Linked DNA regions of Homo sapiens: region 1 is linked to region 2. Evidence: read pairs that join two places in POLR2A ChIA-PET (ENCODE). Cell type or tissue: endothelial cell of umbilical vein. All regions are shown on one strand. Each heading gives the region's core, and the rest is flanking DNA. Links, peaks and the distances in the headings are about the cores only. Region 1 has its middle 33 kb from the start of PAXIP1-DT. Region 2 overlaps PAXIP1 (PAX interacting protein 1).

Region 1 (4,394 bases), core at 239-4,238, 90 kb before region 2:
ATGCAGGAAAAAGAAAAGTTAATGAAAACTCTATTTTGATTTTTACAAATAAAAGAAAATATTGTATCCATACAAACAAGAATAACATGCCATTTTACAAAAGGAAAAAAGCTGGGTACATTGGCTCACACCTGTAATCCCAACACTTTGGGAGGCCGAAGTGGAAGGATCACCTGAGGTCAGGAGTTCGAAACCAGCCTGGCCAACATGGTGAAACCCCATCTCTACTAAAAATACAAAAATTAGCCAGGCATGGTGCATGCCTGTAGTCCCAGCTACTCGGGAGGCTGGGGCAGGAGAATCACTTGAACCCGGGAAGTGGAGGCTGCAGCTAGCAGAGATAGCACCATTGCATTCCAGCCTGGGTGGCAGAGTGAGACTCCATCTCAAAAAAAAAAAAAAAAGGAAAACACACGGGGAGAAAGCGAACACTTAAAATTTTCTCTTAAACAGAGGAAGTGAAAGTGCAACAGAATAGGAATTGTTGCAAATAGCTTTAGGCATGAAAATGGTATTCTGGGTTTTTTAGAGTCTTTATCTTTGGCAGGTGCATGCTGAAGGATTTACAGATGAAGATTTGAAGTCTGGGATTGGCCATGGGTTGATCATTGCTGAAGCTGGATGATGGGTACCTGGTGCTAAAGATTTTAATTATGTTATTTTCTCTACTTTTGTATATGTCTGGAAATTTCCATGATAAAATTTTAAAGGAAATTCAGTAGAAGAAAAGTTTTAAAAAATTCTCTAAGAAAGTGGAATAAGGACAAAATTAGAAAACAAATGCAGGGACGGGCACATTGGCTCACACCTGTAATTCTAGCACTATTAGAGGTTGAGGCGGGAGGATTATTTGAGGCCAAGAGTTAAAGACCAGCCTGGTCAACATAGTGAGACCCCGTTTCTACAAAACAGATTTTTGTTAATTAGCTAGGTGTGGTGACATGTGCCTGTAGTTGCAGATATTTGGGAAGCAGAGGTGGGAGAATGGCTTGAGCCCAGGAGTTCAAGGCTGCAGTGAGCTATGATCACACCACTGCACTCCAGCCTGAGAGAGAGACAGAAAGAGAGAGAGAGAGAGAGAGAGAGAGAGAGAGAGAGAGAGAGAGAGAGAAAGTAAGTTAGTTCAGGAAAAAGAAAGATGGTGAAGGGAGATTCCAAAATGGCAGGTGCACATCAGGCCTAGAAGGCAGCAAGTCCAGATTGGAGCAAAAGCTCCAGGCTCTAGGAGAGAGGTCTCAAAAAAGATGGCCCTGATACAGCACTGGATATGTTCACAGGAAAGCTGCACAAAAGACAAAGTCAGGGAAGCAAATTAAATCCAGGGAAAATAATGTTATATAAGAAATGGAGGCAGTGTGTGGTGGCTCACACCTTTAATCCCAACACTTTGGAAGGCCGAGGCGAGTGGATCACCTGAGGTCAGGAGTTCGAGACCGGCCTGGTCAACATGGTGAAACCCCATTTCTATCAAATATATACAAAAATTAGCTGGGCAAGGTGGCAGGCACCTGTAATCCCAGCTACTTGGAAGGCTGAGGCAGGAGAATTACTTGAACCTGGGAGGCGGAGGTTGCAGTGAGCCAAGATCACGCCATTGCACTCCAGCCTGGGTGACAAGAGGGAAACTCCATCTCAAAAAAAAAAAAGAGAAGTGGATTGGAATATAATCCCAGTATATATTGTGACCCAGCTATGAATAATAATCTTTACACAGCTTTAATAATAAAACACTGAATATTTATTATATAGCTATATTGAGAAGTGAATGGGGGGTGGAGTGAGGGAGGTATAATCTGTCTTCATTTTCCATAGTTAGGAGTCAATAATAAAAGTGAAAAATTGAGAAACAACAGCATAAGCATTCTATTTAAAAATATACAAGTAGGCTGGATGTGGTGGCTCATGCCTGTAATCCGAGCACTTTGAGAGGCCAAGGTGGTGTCAGAGACGTTTGAATCAGAGCAACTCCATCTTGAATAGGAGCTGGGTAAATATATATATGGCCTGGCATGATGGCTCACGCCCATAATTCCAGCACTTCGTGAGGTTGAGGCAGGCAGATAACCTGAAGTCAGGAGTTTGAGACCAGCCTGGCCAACATGGCCAATATAGTGAAACCCCATCTCTACTAAAAATACAAAAATTAGCTGGGCGTGGTGGAAGGCGCCTGTAATCCCAGCTACTTGGGAGGCTGAGGCAGGAGAATCACTTGAACCTGGGAGGCGGAGGTTGCAGTGAGCCAAGATCGTGCCACTGCATTCCAGCCTGGTGGCAGAGCGAGACTCCATCTCAAAAAAAAAAAAAAAAAAAAAAGCAAGATGGAGTTGGTTAAATCAGATGTTTTTTACTGTTATAATATTCTCACTGGTATGAATTTTGGTATTTACAAGTAAATGCCAAAATAAATAATTACTGGAGCTTTTTGGGGTTTTTTGTTGTTGTTGTTTTCTGTTTTGTTTTGTTTTTTACAGATTGTCTTTCAGATAGGGTAGATTGCTGATCTTTATTGTACATCTTGTAGAACTCATTAAGCTTTAATAAAACATTGGTTTAAAAAATCCAAAGTAGGGATTACAAAGCCATCACCTGAAAACAAGCAGACAATTGATTAAGAAACATTATCAGTGTCAAGAAATTGAAGGCCAGATGCGTTGGCTTATGTCTGTAATCCCAGCACTTTGGGAGCCCAAGGCGGGCAGATCACCTGAGGTCAGGAGTTTGAGACCAGCCTGGCCAACATGGTGAAACCCCATCTCTACAAAAAATACAAAAATTAGCCGGCGTGGTAGTGCGCACCTATAATCCCAGCTACTCAGGAGGCTGAGGCAGAAGAATCGGTTGAATCCGAGAGGCGGAGGTTTCAGTGAGCCAAGATCCCACCATTGCACTCCAGCCTGGGGAACAGAGCAAGACTCCATCTCAAAAATAAGAAGAAGAGGAAGAGGAAGAAGAAGAAGAGGAAGAGGAAGAAGAAGAAGAAGAAGAAGAAGAAGAAGAAGAAGAAGAAGAAGAAGAAGAAGAAGAAGAAGAAGAAGAAATTTAAACTGCCTCTGCAAAATTCGTAACAGTGAGAAAATTATGACAGTGAAAAAGATCTGATCTAACCAACTCCATCTTGCCTTTAACCTCCAAACTGCCCTTGGTCATTCCTGAGCTTAGGCCAAGCTAGCTTTGGGAGAAATTGAGTTATGGTTTAAATGCTAATAGCCATTCCCAAAACTAAACCACCTTTGTAAAACTAATGAAAAGCCACCAGGTTAGCAGTGTGAGAGGGGCCTGAATTCTGCTAAGATGTAGACATAATTAACCAATTACCAGCCATTGTTCCAGAGGTCACAAGATTTGTAACTTCTCCAACTACTCCTGTAAATAACGTCACTACTGTAGAACCTAAGATTTGCCTTTTGAGATATCTTTTCAAGCTTTTGCATTTCTGAAGACCAGATGGTCCCACCCGGTCCAGCGACTTCTCTGTGGACCCCACCCAGAAGCAGCCGGCACAGAACGGCCATTTTCCACACCTCTAGGATTGCAACCCCAAACAATCAGCATTGCCCCTAACCCCAGCCCCCTGCCCACCAAACTATCCTTGAAAAACCCTAGCATCTAGATTTTCAGGGAGGCTGATCTGAGTAATAATAAAACCCCAGTCTTCATTTTATTTTATTTTATTTTATTTTTATTTATTTTTATTTTTTATTGATCATTCTTGGGTGATTCTCGCATAGGGGGATTTGGCAGGGTCATAGGACAATAGTGGAGGGAAGGTCAGCAGATAAACAAGTGAACAAAGGTCTCTGGTTTTCCTAGGCAGAGGACCCTGCGGCCTACCGCAGTGTTTGTGTCCCTGGGTACTTGAGATTAGGGAGTGGTGATGACTCTTAACGAGCATGCTGCCTTCAAGCATCTGTTTAACAAAGCACATCTTGCACCGCCCTTAATCCATTTAACCCTGAGTGGACACAGCACATGTTTCAGAGAGCACCGGGTTGGGGGTAAGGTCATAGATCAACAGCATCCCAAGGCAGAAGAATTTTTCTTAGTACAGAACAAAATGGAGTCTCCTATGTCTACTTCTTTCTACACAGACACAGCAACAATCTGATTTCTCTATCTTTTCCCCACATTTCCCCCTTTTCTATTCGACAAAACTGCCATCGTCATCGTGGCCCATTCTAAATGAGCTGTTGGGTACACCTCCCAGACGGGGTGGCGGCCGGGCAGAGGGGCTCCTCACTTCCCAGAAGGGGCGGCCGGGCAGAGGCACCCCCCACCTCCCTCCCGGACGGGGAGGCTGGCCGGGCGGGGGCTGCCCCCCACCTCCCTCCCGGACAGGGAGGGTGGCTGGCCCAGTCTGCATTTTAAACAGCTCTACGTGTATTAAACTTTTTCTC
Region 2 (4,394 bases), core at 257-4,256:
ATACACTTGGATGGGATTATTTGAAGCTTGTCTTTCTAGGACTGGAGATTTTAACCTGAGATCTGCGGGCTTGGAAAGTTGGTGAACTTCCTAAAATAGTCGGGGGGTAAAGAGGGGAGGAGCAGCTATGGGAAGAGGGTTCATATTTTTCAGTAATTTTTTTTTTCTTTTTTTACATTTTTGTTGTTAAAAAAAAAAAAATTACTATTATTTTGAGACCAGATCTCACTTTGTTGCCCAGGCTGGGGTGCTGTGGTGCAATGATGGCTCACCACAGCCTCGAACTTCCCAGACTCAAGCGATCCTCCCACTTCAGTCCCCCGAGTAGCTGGGACTACAGGCACATGCCACCATGCCAAGCTGATTTTAAAATTTTTCTGTAGAGATGAAGTCTCACTGTGTTGCCCAGGCTGTTCTCGAACTCCTGGCATCAAGCAGCTTTCCTTCCCCGGCTTCCCAAAGTGCTGGAATTACAGGCATGAACCACCACACCCAGCCCGTTTTTTTCAAGAGTTTATGACCCCAAATGGTTAATTACCACTGATCTAGGAGAAAAAATACCTGTCTGTCTTTTTGGTCTGGCTGTTTTTAGAGGGAAGTAAATGAAATATAATGGTGACATTTAAATATCCGAAGGCTGTACAGGTAAATGTAGCTGTAATATTATGTACCTGAATATGGGCGAGAATTTTGTGGGTCACACTTGCCACACTTCACGTGTCCACACTTTTCAGAGTATGTGCTGTTCTGTTTTCCAGATGAGCAGAACTACATTCTCCGAGATGCTGAGGCAGAAGTACTTTTCTCTTTCAGCTTGGAAGAATCCTTAAAACGGGCACACGTTTCTCCACTCTTTAAGGTACACTTTAAGGGAAAAGTAAATCAGTCCAAGTAAGCATAACACACGGACCTGCTCAAGGGAACTACCAGGTGATTTGGTGGGAAGTGCGCCTCCAGGGGAGCTGGGCTCACCCTGCATCCCATTTACCTCTTGGCTTCCTTCTTGGACATTGCCACTGGAGGTCTTCCTCCTGTGAACCACAGCACATCTCTAGAGAACTTTTCTTTACTATAATGTTTAAAAATAAGTACACAAATTTAATAAATACATCTATGAGAAATAAGTTATTCAAAGAATAGGTTTTTGAGTAATTGGTTAAGAGGCATGTTCATTTTTCTGCTTTTAATAAATCTTTAGAGGACATCGCTTACTTCGTACTATTGTCAGTAAATGTATATTCAGCTGGAGAAGATACTTGGGAAAATATTCAGTGTGTGCATAGATATAATTCAGTACTAAAAGATTTTTAAATGTTAGATAAGTGTTAGAACAGCTAGGAATTTTTTTTGTACCAAAGAACTAAGTAAATCAATAAAGATAATCGGTTCTTTAACCTTCTTAAGGAGTCAACAGGAATTAGAAATTATTTGCAGTTTCAGACAGAATAGTATTTTGTGGTATCCTCAGGAGCAATCTTGTTAGATAATTAAATCTTAAGCATCAATATCATTTCCTGCTCTGAGTTCAAATAATATGGAGAAAATAAAGAAAAGGGATATAAGCCAGGCAGCATGCTATGCCAGAGGCTGTTGCTGGGCAGATAAGTGTGGTGAAATATAATGCTGATTTAAAATTGTATAGAAATTGTGAAAAATATTTGTAATATTCTTGCTTATTCACAAAACACTTTGTTTTAGGGACTTAAGTTCTGGTTACTTTAAATCATCTTCAGGCATACTTAACATGTGAAAATGCTTACATTCCAAATTTACATAGCTGGATTCCTCTTCCACTTCAGATTGAGTGCTAGTAGGAGAATAGTACCTTCATAATGTCATAAAATTTGAAATTTTGTCAAAAATCTCAGGGCAGAATCTATGAGAATTATGTACTCTAAAAATTAAAGCATTTTAAGAACATAATACATATATTTTCATTTAATTTTAGGCAAAATATTTTTACATCACACCTGGAATCTGCCCAAGTCTTTCCACTATGAAGGCAATCGTAGAGTGTGCAGGAGGAAAGGTGTTATCCAAGCAGCCATCTTTCCGGAAGCTCATGGAGCACAAGCAGAACTCGGTGGGTAGAGTGGAGTCCGCCAGCGAGTCCGTCATTGCCCTGTATCACATTCAGCGTTCGGTCACTGAGAAACTCATTTTCTTTTCCTTAGAGTTTGTCGGAAATAATTTTAATATCCTGTGAAAATGACCTTCATTTATGCCGAGAATATTTTGCCAGAGGCATAGGTACGTTTCCCCGCTTACCTGTGTGAGTATGTGTGCACGCACAGCAGTGGATCTCTAACTAAAGTGTCTGTTTCCACCCTGTTCAGATGTTCACAATGCAGAGTTCGTTCTGACTGGAGTGCTCACTCAAACGCTGGACTATGAATCATATCCTTTCCAAAAGAGAATTAAAAAGTAGACGGGTTAGATATGAAATGGATTTCCCAGGTTAATAAGGCAGTACCTTTCCTGTTTTGCAAGCCATTTTTCCTTTCTTTGCTATTGTGATTTATGCAGTGAACAATTCTTTTCTCTTCAGAATATTCATTTGAGTTGCTAGTAAAAATATTCTCTTAACTTACTGAGAGTTCAGTTTTAATAGGTGATGTTAATTAGAAAGGATCTATACTGTCTAGTTTATGGAGGTATTAAAGAATTTGACAATTAGATAAAATAGAAAATAATTGCAAAAATAAATATATGTTTCTTTTTATCAGCTCACCTTTGAGTTTGTAGTTTTCCAAATGAAATTTAGTTCGTATATAGTCTTTGTACTCAGGAACTTTGGGATGGGAGATAAATTACTACTAAATGGAAGCGGCAGAATGAATACTTCATCAACATGTCAGGAAAATGCAAAGGTCAGTCTTTAGAATATTGACACCTAGGCTTTTTTCTATTTCAGACATTCAGGAAAAAATAAAGCTCATCATCTGTTATTTGAATTCCTTATTAAAAATCTCTGAATTATTATTTTAATGTAGGAACAGCCTATCAGTGAAGCAAAACATGCCTTACAGGTCCTTATGGGAAAATTCTGTTTCCACTTCCGTTTCCCATTGCAGAGCACCTTCTCTCAGGGCTGTTCTCAGGACTTCTCCCTGGGCCTCCTGCAATGAGGCTGGAGCTCCTCCTCTCTGTGAGGGTGGGAGCCTCTGCCACCTCTGACCAGTGTCAACCTCAGTGGACCTTTCCTTAAGCAGGGGAATTTTGTGTTTGGGATAGGACTGCTTCAGTAAGGCGCAGAGGTCAGAATGATACCCATCCTTGCCGAGTTTTTTTTTCTTCGTGTGTGCCTGTTTCATCCAGGTAATTACATTTAAGTATATTTACATTTAAATACACTGACATTCATCCAGTTAATTACATTTATCAAACATTTTCCTCTTAACGCTAAAGAGCTTATGGTTATAATAGTAGACAGAAGACCTTGATATCACTGAGAGAAAAGCACTTTTAAGAAGTAAAATTTGGCCGGACGTGGTGGCTCATGCCTATAATCCCAGCACGGGAGGCCAAGACAGGTGGATCACCTGAGATCAGGAGTTCGAGACCAGCCTGGCCAACATGGTGAAACCCTGGCTCTACTAAAAATAGAAAAAATTAGCTGGCCATGGTGGCGGGTACCTGTAATCACAGCTACTTGGTGAGGCAGGAGAATCACTTGAACCTGGGAGGCAGGGGTTGCAGTGAGCCAATATCGCGCCATTGCACTACAGCCTGGGCAACAAGAGCGAAACTCTGTCTTTAAAAAAAAAAAAAAAAAAAAAGAAGTAAAATTTGCCTCAGTCCCAGAATCCAATGTCATGTTTAGCCATAAATAAATAGCCTGTCTAGTTGGAATGAGGCTTGGTGCAGAAACGCTCTTACCATTCATACCAGAGCTTGCTGTATTCCATACCGCCATCTATTAGAAAATTATTGTAGGAGCTACTGATAGGAATGATAAGAGGCCTGTTAAATTTTTACAGATATGCTATAAGCATTTGGTTTTTATACAACATGTACTCTTGCATTTTTTCCAGACTTTTTCCTAACATTCATGTTTGTATTTGTGAAAGCCTGTTCTACACTACATTTACTTTCAGAAGAAATTGCTTTAAAAGTCATACAGGAGACTTATGAGTATTACCTTGGGGGCCTTTTTTCATATCCATAGCTTGATGAATTTTGCCCAAAGTGGACGGTTTAGAATTGCAGAGGTCACTACCTGCTCCTGCAGGTATAAGTAGGAGTCAGCTATTTGTGGTGGGGCTTTGGGGATGTCAGCTCTTGGGGGTTGTGTGTTGTACATGTTAATTTAAAGGACATTTCAGCTATTGCTGGGCCTCAGTTCTGGCCGCATGGTGGATACCTTGCGGAGCTGGCACAGGTGCTGATGTCCC

Evidence for each region. ChIA-PET counts read pairs that join two places held together with the same protein. Peaks named below come from ENCODE experiments on the same cell type or tissue, not always from the same donor. Only the 100,000 strongest peaks of a DNase experiment are listed, where the experiment ranks them.
Region 1: POLR2A ChIA-PET joins it to region 2 with 6 read pairs; 2 of 35 experiments call an interaction of 5 or more read pairs at or near these places.

The regions. Positions count from the first base shown.
Region 1 is chr7:155,034,599-155,038,992 of GRCh38, reverse strand. No RefSeq gene overlaps it. Among named protein-coding and RNA genes, the nearest start is that of PAXIP1-DT, 33 kb to the right of the region's middle. In endothelial cell of umbilical vein, for the core only: no CTCF peak of the experiment used is centred there; no DNase peak of the experiment used is centred there.
Region 2 is chr7:154,944,368-154,948,761 of GRCh38, reverse strand. PAXIP1 (PAX interacting protein 1) reads left to right here. Exons shown (of 21, transcript NM_007349.4): 17 at 759-859; 18 at 1,949-2,083; 19 at 2,175-2,250; 20 at 2,337-2,397. PAXIP1-AS2 (PAXIP1 antisense RNA 2) reads right to left here. Exons shown (of 8, transcript NR_024476.1): 3 at 4,142-4,394; 4 at 2,269-2,402; 5 at 1,971-2,169; 6 at 989-1,069; 7 at 672-864. Among named protein-coding and RNA genes, the nearest start is that of PAXIP1-AS2, 18 kb to the right of the region's middle. RefSeq lists an enhancer at 1,539-2,738. In endothelial cell of umbilical vein, for the core only: no CTCF peak of the experiment used is centred there; a DNase peak (open chromatin) is centred at 2,401.